Regions from separate parts of the Homo sapiens genome. Here region 1 is linked to region 2. The links are chromatin loops, found by intact Hi-C in ENCODE. Cell type or tissue: PC-3. All regions are shown on one strand. Links, peaks and the distances in the headings refer to the core of each region. The heading gives the core; the rest is flanking DNA.

Region 1 (8,519 bases), core at 3,847-6,346, 510 kb after region 2:
AGCTGCACAAAACAGACTAAGACAGTGACCAAATGGAGACACTGGGAGAGGGATTTCTGGTGACACAGAGACTTCTGAGAAGAGGAAGAGCAATCTCTGTAAAGTCAAGAGATAAATCCAGAGCCACACAGGAAACTGTAAGGGAACAGATTCTGAAGAACTTTCTTCACTGTTCTCTTTTCGATGGAGACCAACAATTAAGAACCCAGTTCTGAAAGGAGCTAGAGTTTTCATTAGTCCTGGAAACTGGGTAAAATTTGAAGAATTTCACCTGTTTATGATGCAGATAAGGGTAGCTCTCCATGATAAGAACTGGAGGGAATTACCCCAGATAATTGCAAATGGGTTCAGAAATGCCTACAAGAAAGGTCAGAATCTACGAAAATGTCAAAATCAAACATAGGCAAGGGCTTAACATTGAGATTTCATGATACTATTTTTACTTCCTGTGTTCGTTATTATTTTTAGTTCCTGTTTCCTCATAGAAATTTCAGTTGCACACACGTATACACAGGTACTTGTTTATGCTTGTTTCCTGGGACAGTAATAAAGTGAAGAGTAAATAAGTTTCCATAGATATTTTCTGGGACAGCAATAAAGTGAAGAGTAATAAAGTTCCATAGATATGTACTCAGTGTCTCTGCTACTAATAACTGATAGCCACACTTGGGATGTGGCAGTGGTGAAGAGGAGGGGCAGTGGGAGGAACTCCTAGGTCTTTAGGAGCAAGGAGCGGGCAGTGATGCATAGATAGTGAGGGACTCGGTAACTGGAAGGTCCCACCCTTGCTCTTTCCCTGTTGTGCTCATTAGGACCTTTTCACTTGGGGTTTCCTGCAATTGCAGAAGAGGTGCAATCTTTTGTCTAAGGGAAGCACATGATAGCTTAATGTGCATGTAGACAGATGCTCAGAATATGACATGGCCTCCATTTGGCTTCCAGGTAGCTGATGTTTTCTTCTGGTGGTATTGAGGGACAGTGAAATTAGGAAATCATACACATCAGTTGTATATGCTCAAGCCTGAGTAGCTTTGAAAATATACTGATGCCAAGACCCTCCCTCCTCATGCTAAGAAAATCACAATCTCTGGGGTTGAGATCAGAGCATCATCATACCTTAACCCTTGAACAACACAAGTTTGAACTGTGTGAATCCACATATTCGTGGATCTTCTTCTGTCTCTGTCACCCCTGAGACAGCAAGACTAACCCCTCCTCTTCCTCCTCCTTCTCAGCCTACTCAACATGAAGATGACAAGGATGAAGACTTTTATGGTAATTCACTTCCACTTAATGAATAGTAAATATATTTTCTTTCTTTATTATTTTCCTAATAACATTTTCTTCTCTTCAGCTTATTCTGTTGTAAGAATACAGTGTATACTACATATAACATACAAAATATGTGTTAATTGACTTGATGTTATTGGTAAGTCTTTTGGTCAACAATAGGCTATGAATGGTTAAGTCTTTGGAAAGTCAAGAGTTACACATGAATTTTTGACTGCATGGGGGGTTGTCCCTAACTTCTATGTTGTTCCAGAGTCCACTGTATTTAAAAGCTTCCTCCAGGTGATTTTAATGTGCCAGTAGAACAGTGAACTATTGGTCAATATTGATGACTAACAAGAAACTTAGTCCTTTTTTCCTTCTCTGTCTTGTAATTGGATTGAAAATATTTAGATCTAATTTACCTTGGTGATTTGAGAAACGTATCCATGTAACATTTATTGAGCACCTATTATACATAAGAGGTGGGGGGCATAATATGGATAAGCATGATTTCTGCTTAAAGGTGCTTATAATCTGGCAGATACAAGTGTATGAGCTGCCCCTGATATACACCTGTCATTAGCATTCCTGTTCCCTGAGAGCTGTTTTATCTTCCTCCTCCAAGAACTTCCTGAGAAGGTGATGGGCTTCTGAACAAGCTGATACACAGACAGGAGACAGGGAAATACTGGGTAGAAGAGGGCAGTTCCCTGGCAAAGGCCCCACCCCCAGGCCTGGAAACCTGCAGCCCTAAATGGGGACATTCCTGTTTTCACACCCAGATGTCGCCATTTGGCCTGCCACCTCCCGCTATCCTGTACCCATATAAACCCCAAACCCCAGGTACTACTCTTCATCAAACCTAGTATATATAAAAAAATACTTAGAATTAACTATTTCTTTAGGTCTTTATTTCCTAATGAAGGATCTCGTTTCACATAAAACCATTATCTAATACATCTGTATATTTTCTTTTGTTAACTTGTCTTTTGTTAGTCTAAGTTACAGGGCTAGAGAACCAGCCAGAGAATCTAAGATAGGTACAGGCAAAATAATTGTTTTTCTGAGCTAGAAAGGAGTTCAGTATTTGAAATAGGAATGGAAAAGCAAGATGCAACATGAGGATTTTCAGAGCTGTAAAACTGAAAAGTCCTTCATTCTTTGAAGTACATTTGCTTGAATTATTCTTTTGTTTTTTAAATTCCAAAATTAATGTAAGTTCAAATTTTTATAGCTTATATATACATATACACACACATTTATACACAGACACACACTTTTTTTTTTTTTTTAAAGAGAGTCTCACTCTGTCACCCAGGCTGGAGTGCAGTGGAGTGATCATAGCTCACTGTAACCTCAAACTCCTGGGCTCAAATGATCCTCCTGCCTCAGCCTTCCACTTCCCCCCAACCCCACTCCCCTCACTGCCCCACCACCCCAGGTAGCTAGGAAAATGCCACCATGCCTGGCTGATTTTAAAAAGATTCTTTGTAGTGAAACTATCTCACTGTATTGCCCAGGCTGGTCTCAAACTCCTGGCCTCAAGCAGTCCTCCTGCCTTGGCCTCCCAAAGTACTGGGATTACAGGCATGAGCCATTGTACCTGGTCACAATTTAATTAGTAATAAATTTAAATGGAGGGAAACCCACTTAGTTGTCATATTAGCTGTTCTTCTGTCTGTAAATGACACAAGAAGCCACCCATATATGGCAGATCCGGTTTGCCTCTACATAACCATTGCTAACATTTGGGTATTGCTCCTATATTTTCATATGTATACACGTGTCTAACTTATACACATATATAAATGCATATTTAAATAGAATCATATTGTACCTTATTGTACTATCTGCCTTCATTTATTATCCATCATGAGTAGTTCCCCTTATCATTAAGCATCTTCCTATAACATACTTTTTAATGGTTACAAAGATTCCCTTTGGGATGACACACCAAATGATAGAGTTTGGACGTGTGCCCCCTCCAAATCTCATGTTGAAATGTGATTCTCAGTACTGGAGGTGAGGCCTGGTGGGGGTGATTTGATCACGGGGGCAGGTCTCTCGTGAATGGCTTCGCACCATCCCCAGGTGATAAGTGAGTTCTTGCTCGGTGAGTTCACGTGAGACCTGGTTGTATAAAAGTCTGGAACCTCCCGGCAACCCTGGATCTTGCCATGTGACATCACCTTCTCTCCCTTCGCCATCTGCCATGATTAGAAGCTTCCTGAGGCCTCACCAGAGGCAGACGCTGGAGCCATGCTTGTACAACCTGCAGAACCATGAGCCAATTAAACCTCTTTTATTATAAATTACCAGCCTCAAGTATTCCTTTTCTTTTTCTTTTTTGTTTTTGTTTTTTGAGACAGAGTCTCACTCTGTCACCCAGGCTGGAGTGCAGTAGCATGATCTCGGCTCACTGCAACCTCTGCCTTCTGGGTTCAAGCGATTCTTCTGCCTCAGCCTGCCAAGTAGCTAGGACTATAGGTATGCGCCACATGCCCAGCTAATTTTTGTATTTTTAGTAGAGACAGGGTTTCACCATATTGGCCAGGCTGGTCTTGAACTCCTGACCTCGTGATCCGCCCACCTTGGCCTCCCAAAATGCTGGGATTACAGGTGTGGGCCACTGAGCCTGGCCAAGATATTCCTTTATAGCAATGCAAAAACAGACTAACACGCTATAGGTCCTCAAATACTTGCTAACAAAGGGAGGGTCTCAACTTGATATTTGATAATGTTGGATATTTAGATCATTTACATTTTAGCTATTGTAAATAAAACACTGTGATGTGAACGTTACCTTGAAAACAATGACACCCTTGTATAATTATATTATCAACAGTAAAATTAATCACACCTTTAAAATAATTCCACCTGGAGATTGCATTTGTATTATACACTTCAGAACATGTACCTATACATGTATCTGGTCCTCCCAAACCCTGTCAGATGAATTGGGCGGATAAGCTTATCTTTTCTCACCATCTTAGAGGTGAGGGAGGAAGGTGTGGCTCACACCACAAACAGCAGCTTTTGTGTTTCGTGTTCATGACCGGGATTAGACCGCACACAGAGGGAAAGACTGGAAGACCGTGCATTTCCAAGCCAGACAGTTTATCGATTAGCTATCATAACAGGACTGTATGCTAGAAATCCAAGGAGCAAGATGCCACTCTGCTTCTCGTAGTAAGGATAACAGAGCAAGCTCGCCACGCATCAAGGGCTTTTTGCCGACCCAGCTTTGAGGGTATGACGTGTACCCCCGTGCTCCCTGCTGGAGACCTGTAGGATCGTCTCAAGCTTTTTTGGCAATGTCCACAAAGGAGTTAAATCTGACTTAGCAACCAGGCTGTGAGTTTCCGGGGTCCAGGAGTGGGAGATGAGCAGGAACCCGTCCCAAGCAGGAATCTGTCCCAAGTTCATCTTTTAGCTAAAGGGAGGGCTGTGGCCCCTCACGCTGCTCTGGGTTGGGAGCGGAGCATCGGTGTATTTAAGAGCATCCAGGTGATTGTAATGTGCCAGTTGGATCTAATTTACCTTGAAAATTCGTGCATTTAACGAACAGGTTCTGGCAGTGAAGAGCCGGAGAATGATTTTTGTCTTGATAAAGAAATAAAGGGGATAAATAGAATGTTGGCTGCGGTTGCTGCTTATCGAACGTTTTTCCCAGATCTAAGGGTTTGCCCGAGTAGGAAGGATGCGGAAGGATGCGGAAGGATGGCGTTCCACCTTATTTCCACCTCCCTCACAGCATCCCGCCTGGTACCGTGCCTGGCTGGTTCGGGGCACTTTCAGCGCGGTCCTGTGCGAGGACGTTTCTCTGGTGCCCTCTCGCGGTGGATCAGCAAAGTGCCGCATTTTATTTAGAACCAGAATGGACGTAGAAGGACCCTTGGACGTCATATTTTGTAACCCTCTCATTTTACAGATGAGGAACCGAGGCCTAGAGCAGTGAAGCGGTTTGCCCAGGCTCACATGCCTAGTAATTAGGTTAAGTGGGGTTTGGCTGGGGACAGTGTTTAGGAATAGGAGAGGGTAACTCAGATCCCTGGAGTTCGATAGCCTGAACAAAGGCTTGGGAAATGAGAATCAGCTGGTGATGGATGGAATTAGAACAGATGCTGGGTGCCACACACAAGGCCACGGGTGATTGCTGCTGCCACCACTGGAGCCTCAGAACCTGAAAATTTACAAAGCCCCTCAAGGCCAATATGTCCCAAACTGAACTTATCATTTCCACCTTCACTTTATCTTCTTCCGTCATCTCAGTAAATGGCCTCACCTTCTCTCAGGTTGCTCAGGCTGGAAAACTAGTCATCTCTCTCTGTAGTCCACATCCAATCCATCACTGAGTCCTGCTTCCTGTAAAATTTAGGCCGGGTGCAGTAGCTCACGCCTGTAATCCCAGCAATTTGGGAGACTGAGGAGGGCGGATCACTTGAGGTCAGGAGTTCGAGACCAGCCTGGCCAACACGGCAAAACCCCATTTCTACTAAAATACAAAAATTAGCTAGGCGTGATGGTGGGCACCTATAATCCCAGCTACTCGAGAGGCCGAGGCAGGAGAATGGCTTGAATCCGGGAGGTGGAGATTGCAGTGAGCTGAGATCGCACCACTGCACTCCAGCCTGGGTGACAGAGCAAGACCCTGTCTCAAAAAAATAAAAAAAAATAAAAAAAATTATCTTGAATCCTCCACTGCCACAACTTCCCCTTGCCTATGACTATGAAAACCTGGGTAGTGGACATCTTCCAGCCGTGGCTGTCCAAATGTTGAACACCCTCCTTGCATAGATAGCGTCTCACCTCGGGAGCATTGTCCTGCTTTCTAAAGGTAAAATCTGGTCAGCTTCCTTTCCCAGCCCTCCCACACACCCCTTGCAACTGGAATGTAGATGTGTGTGCTGGGCTTTACTCAATTGGGTGCAAACCCAGGAAGCTGCAATATGGAAGTGAGTGATGTGATGAAGCCTGAGGATGGAGCCGGCCTTTCATCAGGGTTTGAACGTCCTAGAGGGCACAAGGGGATGATTTGGGAGGAAGAGAAGCAAAGGGCACAGAGCAGAAGGAACACAAGGAGAGAGGAGGTGTCAGATGATTGCGGGGAACTACATTTTGGGTTATGACCCAGTGTGATGGTTAATACTGAGTGGCAACTTGATTGGATTGAAGGATGCAAAGTATTATTCCTGGGTGTGTCTGTGAGGGTGTTCCCAGAAAAGATTAACATTTGCGTCAGTGAACTGGGAGAGGCAGACCCACCCTCAATCTAGGTGGGCACCATCTAATCAGGGGCTAGCTCGGCCAGAATAAAAAATGGCAGAAGGACATGGAAAGACTAGACTAGCTTACTCTTCTGGCCTCCATCTTTCTCCCGTGCTGGATGCTTCCTGCCCTCAAACATCAGACTCCAAGTTCTTCAGCTTTGGGACTTGAACTGGCTTCCTTGCCACCTCAGCTTGCAGATGGCCTGTTCTGGGACCTCACCTTGTGATGATGTGAGTCAATACTCCTTAATAAACTCCCCTGTGTATATACATCTATCCTATTAGTTCTGTCCCTCTAGAGGACCCTGGCTAACACACCCGGGGTGACGTAGAGATAACACACGGTGGGGCTGGATTTTTCAGGCTTTCTTTCTTTTATTTTTTGAGAGGGAGTCTCGCTCTGTCGCCCGGGCTGGTGTGCAGTGGCGCGATCTCAGCTCACTGCAAGCTCCGCCTCCCGGGTTCACGCCATTCTCCTGCCTCAGCCTCCCCAGTAGCTGGGATTACAGGCGCCCACCACCATGCCTAGCTAACTTTTTTTGTATTTTTAGTAGAGACAGGGTTTCACCGTGTTAGCCAGGATGGTCTCGATCTCCTGACCTCGTGATCCGCCCACTTCGGCCTCCCAAAGTGCGGGGATTACAGGCATCAGCCAACACGCACGGCCATTTCTCAGGCTTTCAAACTCTGATTCACAAAAACTGTTGCCTTGGTGCAGAACAAGCTAAGGCTGCAGGTAGAACAGATGAGCTGGTGAGGCTGCCACAGGAGCTTGGGGCTGTGCTGGGCGCTCTGAAGGCCTGTGCAGAAACAAGCTGATTGGAAACAGAGTCTCATATATAAGACAACAAAGCTGATGTAGGAAACAATAAACAAGTAGCTAATATGCTTGTAAAAAATTTCACTCCAAACCAAGATGTGACCGGATTGGAATTAGAATGCGTGTGTGTAGATGTGTGGATGTATGTATGTATGCATGTGTTAAGCCTATTCTGAGCGCAGCAGTTGCCGTAGAGAATTTTTGGGTAAAATCATCCTCTTTGGGAATATACTTTCTTCCCCATGGGACCACTTTTGGGATCAAAACTTATTTGGTTGTATCGGCTTGGGTGACATCCTTCCCAAAGACATTATTTCGTAGGCATTGTTTTTAGCAAAGATACTAGAATTTTAAAAAGTAAAAATGAAACTCTGCTTTGGGCTTTTACGGAAGTTTAATAGAAATATAAACACTGGTGATTGATTGGATTGATTGAACATGTAAATGAGACAGGTTTTTTTTTTTTTTTTCGCTTTTATTTCCTGAGCAGGAATAGTCTCATTACTTAGACATTTTGTCACGGGTAGTATCTGCTCTCTGATTAACTTGATTCTTCATGTACAGTCACTAGGTTTTCCAGAAAACTTATAAGTATCTGGAAAAAAGTTGCATTAGGTGTTAAGATCTTTTCAGTTTAGTTATTGAAAAATAGTTTCCCCAGCAGCCTTATTTGCAGAAGTGAAAAAGCCAATTGTTAAATCATACGTAATTGCACAGTGCCCCTAAATAGCAAAAACAATATTGAAAAAGAAAAATAATTTAAAAATCTACCTATTGGGTACTGTGCTTATTATGTGGGTGCTGAAATAATCTGTACACCAAACCCCCATGCCACTCAATATATGTATGTAACAAACCTGGACATGTACCCCTGAACCTAAAATAAAAGTAAAAAAAAAAGAATAAAATTGGAAAGCTAACACTTCTGGATTTCAAAACTTAATACAAAGTTATAGTAATCAAAACAATGTGATACTTACAAAGATAGGCATATAGGCCAAAATGGAATTGACAGTCATACATCTATGGTGAATGGATTTTTGATAAAGGTGCCAGGTTCTTTCAGTGGGGGAAGAGTAGTCTTTTCAACAAATGGTTCTGAGACAACTGGATTTTTACGTGTAAATGAATGTAGTTGCACTCTTACCTCACTCCAT
Region 2 (8,519 bases), core at 3,724-6,223:
CCACTTCACACCTCTATATTTCTGTGTGTGTGTCTTTAATTCCTCTAGTGCCGCTGGGTTAGGGTCTCCCTGACCGAGCTGGTCTCGGGACCAAGAGTAATTTTTTCCAGCACCTTCTCCAGGCCCTTGAGCTGGCCTGGTGGGCCCTCTTCTCTCTGAGCCTTTCTGTCTTGATGGTCAGCAGCACTCCATAGGCGAATAGTCTGTAATTGCATCATTTGCTCCTTTTATGCCCAAGTGAAAATAAGCTTTCTACATGGAATACAGGAACTCTTCCTTATTTCTCTTCGTTTCCACATCCCCAGTAAAAAATTATATGAGCTGTAGCAGATGCTGTTGATGCCTTAGTCACTTGGGCAGCAAGTGTCAGCTGCAGCTCACAGCTTGCAAAAGGCCGGCTCCCTTGCCTCGAAGTGGAACCCCTCTGCAGTGCAGGCTCCCCCTGGGGTCAGCCTGAAGTCAGTCTCCAGCTAAAACCACAGCCTTCCTCAGTTAACTCACTCCCCTGCCCAGCCTGCTCCCTCACCCCCTCCTCCCAAGATCCTCCTGCAGTAAGTCACTGGAACAAGAATCCCTCTCTCAGCCTCTGCTTCTGGAGAAGCTGTCCTAAGACATCAGCTAACACGTACCTGCTTTTTACTAGTTATTATTCTAAGCACTCTACCTACATGAATTCATCCAAAAAACATACCTTAAATAAAGACCAGGATTCATGACTTATATCAGGTAATCTGTCCCCCAAAGTGCTGGGATTACAGGCACGAGCCACCACACCTGGCCAAATATTCATTTATATTATATATGTATATTTAAATATTTTCAATTTCCTTTGATTATAAAATTATAAGATCCTTTAATTTGAATGAATTTATAATTATAATCAGTAGTATACAATTGATTAAAACAACAAAAATATATTACAGTGTTTACTATTGTCGAGGAAAAGAGTCGAACTCTGTAAAATATTTGAAGAGATTTATTTTGAGCCAAATATGAGTGACCGTGGCCTGTGACACAGCCCTCAGGAGGTCCTCAGAACATGTGACCAAGATGGTTGGGGCATAGCTTGGTTTTATACATTTTAGAGAGACATGAGACATCAATCAAATACATTTAAGAAATTCATTGAATTCATTGGTCTGGCCCAGAAAAGAGGGACAACTCAAAGCAGGGGATGAAGTGGGGGGGCGCCTCCAGGTGAATTTAAGCATTTTCTGGTTGACAATTGGTTGAGTTTGTCTAAAGACCTGGGATTGCTAGAAAGGGAATTTTCAGTCCAGGCGCGGTGGCTTGTGCCTGTGATCCTAGCACTTTGGGAGGCAGAATTGGGCAGATCACCTGAGGCCAGGAGTTCGAGACCAGCCTGGCCAACATGGCAAAACCCCGTCTCTACTAAAAAAGCAAAAATTTGCTGGGCGTGGTCGCGGTCGCCTGTAATCCCAGCTACTCGGGAGGCTGACACAGGAGAATCTCTTGAATCTGGGAGGTGGAGTTTGCAGTGAGCTGAGATCGCACCATTGCACTCCAGCCTGGGTGACAAGAGCGAGAATCCGTCTCAAAAAAATGAAAAATAAATAAATAAATAAATAAATAAAGGGAATGTTCAGGTTAAGATAAAAGATTGTGGGCCTGGCAAGGTGGCTAATGCCTGTAATCCCAGCACTCCTTAGTTTTTTTTCTTTATTTTCTTGTCTTTCTTTCCTTCTTTCTTTTCTTTCTTTTCCTTTCTTTTCCCTTCCTCCCTCCCTCCCTCTCTCTCTCTTTCTTCTTTCTTTCTTTCTGTCTTTCTTTCTTTCTTTCTCTCTGTCCATCTCTCTCTTTCTTTCTTTATTTATTTCTTTTTTTTTTTCTTCAGGGTCTCACTTTGTCACCCAGGCTGGAGTGCAGTGGCATGATCTCGGCTCACTGCAGACTCGACTTCCTTGGCTCAAATGATCCTCTCACCTCAGCCTCCCAAGTAGTTGGGACTATAGTCACATGACATCACGCCTAATTTTTTGTAGAGACAGGGTTTCACCATGTTGGCCAGGATGGTCTCGAACTCCTGATCTCAAGCCATCCGCCCGCTTCGGTCTCCCAAAATCCTGGGATTACAGGTGTGAGGCACTGCACCCAGCCTATCCTCATTTTTTATACATAAAGAGGTATGCCCTGTGAGAAGCTACTCAGCATTATAAAAAAAGAACCATAGATACCTGCAACAACTTGGATGGATCTCAAGAGCATTATGAAGGTTGAAAAAAGCCAATCTCAAAAAGTTGCAGGTGGTGGGGTGGCTCATGGCTATAATCCCAGCACTTTGGCAGGCCAAGGCAGGAGACTACTTGAGCCTATGAGTTCAAGACAAGCCTGGGCAACAAAGTAAGACCCCATCTTTACAAAAAATAAAATAATTAGCCAGGCGTGGTGGCGTGTGCCTGTAGTTCCAGCTACTTGGGAGGCTGAAGGAGGAGGATTGCTTGAGGCCAGGAGTTGGAGGCTGCAGTGAGCCAAGATTGCTCCAATGCCCTCCAGCCTGGGCAACAGAGTGAGACCCTGTCTCAAAAAAAAGTTGCATATATGTATAATTCTATTTTTATAATGTCCTTGAAATGACAACATTATAGAGATGGATTACAAATCAGTAGTTGCCAGGGGTGAGGGATGGTGGGGGCATGGGGTGGGTGTGGCAATAAAGGGGCACCACGAGGGAGATCTTTTAGATGAAATCATTCCATATCTTCTTTTTTTTTTTGAGATGGAGTCTTGCTCTGTCACCTAGGCTGGAGTGCAGTGGCGTGATCTCAGGTCACTGCAACCTCCACTTCCTGGGTTCAAGCTATTCTCCTGCCTCAGCCTCCTGAGTAGCTGGATTACAGGCGCACACCACCATGCCCACCTAATATTCATATTTTTAGTACAGACGGGGTTTCACCATGGGCTGATTTCGAACTCCTGACCTCGGGCGATCTGCCTGCCTTGGGCTCCCAAAGTGCTGGGATTACAGCCATGAGCCACCATGCCTTATGTGAATCTACACATGTAAGCAAATGACACAGAACTACACACATATGTCATACCAATGTCAATTTCCTGGTTTTGCTATTCTCCTTTGATAAGATTAGTCATTGCAGAAAACTAGGTGAAGGGTACATCAGTCCTGTCTATCTTTGCAATTTCCAGTGAATCTATAATTATTTAATAATAATTTTAAAAAGATGTATGCTCTGAGAAACCAGCCTGTCGTAAATCAAGAGATGGTCTGGAAAGAGGCTTATTACAGTGACGTTAATCAATCCTTTGAATTCCTTCAGTATTATATGTCAGAAATCATTTAGTGAAATAACTTTCAATACTTTAAATAGTAGGAAACTCAATTAGGTCTTCCTTCAATTTGGGGTAAAACAATGCTTGGGAAATAAAATGACTCATCAGGGCTTGTTACCCTATTATTAGTCATTCACATTTTCATCCCCTGCACAGGTATTTCCATTTGTGCCTTTGTTTAGTCCCCAGGGGTTACCTGGGAAGAAAGTGAACTTTAGTAAAACTGAGAGCAAGTGACTGGCATGCGTTCCTCCAGTAAAGGGGAGGAAGGATCATGAAGTCTAAAAACCAGCTCGAGGCAGGACGCGGTGGCTCACACCTGTAATCCCAGCACTCTGGGAGGCCGAGGTGGGCAGATCGCTTGAGGTCAGGAGTTCAAGACCAGTCTGGCCAACATGGTGAAACCCCGTCTCTACTAAAAATACAAAAATTAGCCAGGCGCAATGGCGGGTGCCTGTAATCCCAGCTACTTGGGAGGCTGAGGCAGGAGAATTGCTCGAACCTGGGAGGCAGAGGTTTCAGTGAGCCGAGATCACACCACTGCACTCTAGCCTGGGCGATAGAGCAAGACTCTGTCTCAAAAAAAGAAAAAAAAATTAGCAGGGCATCATGGCGCACGCCTGTAATCTTAGCTACTCAAGAGGCTGAGGCAGGAGAATCTCTTGAACCCAGGAAGGGGGGGTTGTGGTGAGCCAAGATCTTGCCACTGCACTCCAGCCTGGGCGACAGAGTGCAACTCTGTCTCAAAAAAAAAGAGAAGAGGCTTAAGTGGCCCACAGTTCTGCAGGCCGTACAGGAAGCATGGCAGCTTCTGCTTCTGGGGAGGCCTCAGGAAACTTTTACTCATAGTGGATGCAAAGGGGGAGCAGGCTCGTCTTACATGGCAGAAGCAAGACAGAAAGCGAAGGAGGATGCGCCACACACTTTTAAACGACCAGGTCTCGCAAGGACACACTCACCGTCAGGAGAACAGCACCAAGGGGATGGAGCTAAGCCACTGATGAGAAATCCACCCCCAAGATCCCATCGCCTCCCACCAGGCCCACCTTCAACACTGGGGATTACCATTCGACAGGAGATTTGGGTGAGATCACAGTTCCAAACCGTATCAGGGAGAAAGTGGAGGTTGGGAATCTGCACACTGCTTCTCTTAAAACCACCCATGTGCTTTCGAAGCCTTTGGAAAGTCTTCGAGATACTCTCCACCGCCCCCAAGTCTACCCAGACCCTGTTCGAAGGCTCTGTTAGTCACTCTACAGCAGAGAAAAAAAGGCTAAGGGTGGTTAAGTAATTCACCCAAGACCACCCGGCAAGTGGCTGCGCTGGAATTAGAACTTGGGATGAACTACAAAATCCATTTTCTTTCGACCAGGCTGTCCTACGAAAACAAGGCTTGTGTGTTTTCCCTAGTATCATCTAAGTGCAAAATTACCCGTTTGTGGACATCGGAAATTGCTTTGTGTGTTAAAATTGCTAACAATGTTATTACTACCTGCTGAGCACAAAAGGGCCTGGAAAGATTGGTTGTACAAAAATACAAGGAAATCATTCATCATTCATTTTCTCCTCCTCACAACCACTAAGAGATCAAGCCTCAGTTGCCACAGAACTGTGTCTTAGTGACCAGCAGGTGGCGCCACCACCTCACTGTTGTTTTGACATTGGGAGAATTTCATTTTGTAGGTAACTCTAGTGTAAATGGAAACGAAGTTTACACCCCTGGCCTTCTTTCCCACCCTGGCCTTGTTCCTCTTGTTTCGGTTCAAAGACGGGTAGCCTCCTGTCTGGCTCTAATTGATTTAGTTTCCTTGAATTTCATTTCTTTGACACTGAAAAGGATTTAGCTGGTAGTTTTGCCCATGAGGTGGAGGCATGATTATAAGAATTCATTTACTGAGGGCTTACCTTGCACCCAGCACTTTGCTTGAATCATCTCATTTAATTGTTGCAATAAGAAAAGGAGGTGAGTTCTGGTTTTGTTTTATTTTGTTTTGAGACACAGTTTCCCTCTGTCTCCCAGGCTGGAGTGCAGTGGCACAATCACAGCTCACTGCAACCTCCACCTCCTGGGGTCAAGCAATTCTCCTGCTTTAGCCTCCCTAGTAGCTGGAATTACAAGCGCATACCACCATGCCCAGCTAATTTTTGTATTTTTGGTAGAGATGGAGTTTCACCATGTTGGCCAGGCTGGTCTCGAACTCCTGACCTCAGGTGATCCCCCTGCCTCAGCCTCCCAAAGTGCTGGGATTACAGGCGTGAGCCACCACACCCAGCCAAGTTCTCTTTTGATGTTAATAGCACAAGCCTGGGGGCACTGGATTCTATTTAATTGTTTCACTCTTTTATTGCTGGTCACTAGCCAATAATTCCATGACAATTGAGGCTTGATTTCTTGTGGGGTTGGGGAGTATGATGATGAGAAAAAAATGAATGATGAATGTTTTCCTTGTATTTTTGTACAACCAATCTTTCCCAGTCCTGGTATGCTCCACAAGTAGTATTAACATCATTAGCAATTGTAACACACAAGGCAATTTCTGATGTCCACAAATGGGCAAAAAGACAACCCAAATTCCAACAGGTTTTTGAATGTTAGAAAAATATTACATCAATTTTAAACAATAAATGTTAGGGTAATATTACATGAGTTTTTCTCATTAGGAGTGTATTATATACAAACCTTTATTTGATAATGTATATTCTGGGTGACTATAATAAAATGTGATAAAAATAAAATGACTTATAAATCATATATATGATATCTTCAGTTATAACTATTATATGCACATTAATATTGTACGTGTGTGTGTGTGTGTGTGTGTGTGTGTCACTAGGGTAAAAGGCCGGGGGGTATCAATCCTAACCCACTCACCTGATACCAACCAGCTCCAAGTTTTAAGACGATATATACATGACTCCTTCCTACATGAAATATTATTACCAAGTATCACTATATGGCAAGATTTTCAAATCCAGGGCAATCGCTCACTTAGAATCGTGCGACTGATCCTATATCACCCACCTAAACCCCTTAGCATGCAAATGAAGGCATTGTGACCCAAAGAAGGAGTGATTTACTTGAGACACATAGTGTTGCAATTGCAAGACCCCAACCCCCTGACCCTACAACAAAGCTCCTTCCACATGAACTGTTCTGCCCTTGTGTTTGAAAAAACAATAAATCCAAATACAGGGGTTCTCATTTATCTCTTGTTAGATGTCTTCTTTTAGATTTGAGTTTCCTGACTATTCAGATTTTTAAAAAAATATTAAATGTGTCATCTAACTAACTGGCCATTTATCAAATTTTGTGCTACTTACAAATCTGATAGTGTCTTCTATGTCCTCTTCTGTGACTTTAATAAAAATGTCGAATGGTCAACTTTGAGGACAGAGCTTATTGATCATTTACCAATTTCATTTAGGATCCTACTGATTCATTAAACCCAGGACTGGCTGGCTACATAATTTATAGGGCCCAGTGCAAAATGAAAATGCAGGCAAAGTGGAGACAGTGGAGGTTTAAGTCAAGCATATGCCCTTCTGAATGTGGGGCCCTGTGTGACTGCACTGGTCACACCCCTATGAAACCAGCTCTGATTAAATCCCTTGGTTTCAATCATTCAACCTGCTACAAATTGATTTATCTAACATATGTCCATTGGAATAGCTTCTAGCCGTGAGCAGCAGGAAACACAAAAAACAATGGCTTAAGCATGTAACAAGCAATCCAGGAGCAGGTAACCAAGGACTGCTGCAGCTGCTGATGGAACCCTTCTCTTTTCCTTTCCCTCTCTCTCTATCTCTCTCCATTTTTTTTTTTTTTTTTAAACAGAGTCTCACTCTTGTTGTCCAGGTTGGAGTGTTGGAGTGCAGTGGCACAATCTCGGCTCACTGCAACCTCCACCTCCTGGGTTCAAGCGATTCTCTGGCCTCAGCCTCCTGAGTAGCTGGGATTACAGGTACGCGCCACCACACCCAGGGAATTTTTGTATTTTGAGTAGAGACGGGGTTTCACCATGTTGGCCAGGCTGGTCTTGAACTCCTGACCTTGTGGTCCACCCTCCTTGGCCTCCCAAAGTGCTGGGAATACAGGCCTGAGCCACTGCGCCCCGCCCTGCCTCCTTTCCCTCTCTTTAGCATCCAGTTTTCTTCTGCTGCTGCTGCTGCTGCTTTTTTTTTTTTTTTTTTTTTTGGACTCCGGAGTCTCATTCTGTCCCCTAGGCTGGAGTGTAGTGGCGCAATTTCGATCTCGGCTCACTGCAACCTCCACCTCCCGGGTTCAAGTGATTCTCCTGCCTCAGCCTCCCACATAGCTGGAATCACAGGTGCACGCCACCATACCCAGCTAATTTTTGTATTCTTAGTAGAGACGGGGTTTTGCTATGTTGGCCAGGCTGGTCTTAAATTCCTGACCTCAGGAGATCTGCCCGCCTTGGCCTCCCCAAGTGGGGGATTACAGGCGTGAGCCACCACGCCCAGCCTGTCATTTTCTTCTCCTGACACTGAATAGCTGCAGTACCTTAAACCATCATATCCATATTCCAGGTGTGAAAAATGAGGCATGGCAAAGGACAGAGAGCAAAAACCTTCTCCTCTTAAGCATTTGCCTTTATATTCAGGAAAAGAAAGCTTCCCAGGGCTTTCAACTGATATCTCATTGCCTACATCTCAAAGCTGCATCACATGGTCACACCTAGCTTCAAAGGAGGCTTGGAATTAGTGTTTCACTGTCCACTCTCTTCAGCTGAGAAAGACAAGGGAGAAAGGAGTTGACATATACGTGGGAAGTATTTCTTTTCTTTTGCTTTCTTTTCTTTTGAGACTGGATCTTCCTCTGTCACCCAGGCTGGAGTGCAGTGGTGCAATCACAGCTCACTGCAGCCTCTGCCTCCCTGGCTCAAGGGATCCTCCCACCTTAGCCTTTTGAGTGGCTGGGACTACAGGCACATGCCACCATGCTTGGCTAATTTTTTTTTTTTTTTTTTTAAAGATGAAGTCTCAGCCAGGTGCGGTGGCTCACACCTATAATCCCAGCACTTTAGGAGGTCGAGATGGGTGGATAACTTAAGGTCAGGAGTTCGAGACCAGCCTGGTTAACATGGCAAAACACCATCTCTACTAAAAATAGAAAAATTAGCAGGGCGTGGTGGCATGTGCCTGTAATCCCAGCTATTGAGGAGGCTGAGGCAAAATAATCACTTGAACCCGTG

The links. Peaks named below come from ENCODE experiments on the same cell type or tissue, not always from the same donor. Only the 100,000 strongest peaks of a DNase experiment are listed, where the experiment ranks them.
Region 1: a loop joins it to region 2, with 11 times the contacts of the local background. A loop is called at or near these places in 76 of 110 quality-filtered maps.

The regions. Positions count from the first base shown.
Region 1 is chr21:31,095,317-31,103,835 of GRCh38, reverse strand. No RefSeq gene overlaps it. Among named protein-coding and RNA genes, the nearest start is that of KRTAP19-8, 61 kb to the right of the region's middle. In PC-3, for the core only: a CTCF peak has its summit at 5,116 (motif pointing left); a DNase peak (open chromatin) is centred at 5,115.
Region 2 is chr21:31,601,208-31,609,726 of GRCh38, reverse strand. No RefSeq gene overlaps it. Among named protein-coding and RNA genes, the nearest start is that of TIAM1-AS1, 46 kb to the right of the region's middle. In PC-3, for the core only: a CTCF peak has its summit at 4,930 (motif pointing right); a DNase peak (open chromatin) is centred at 4,936.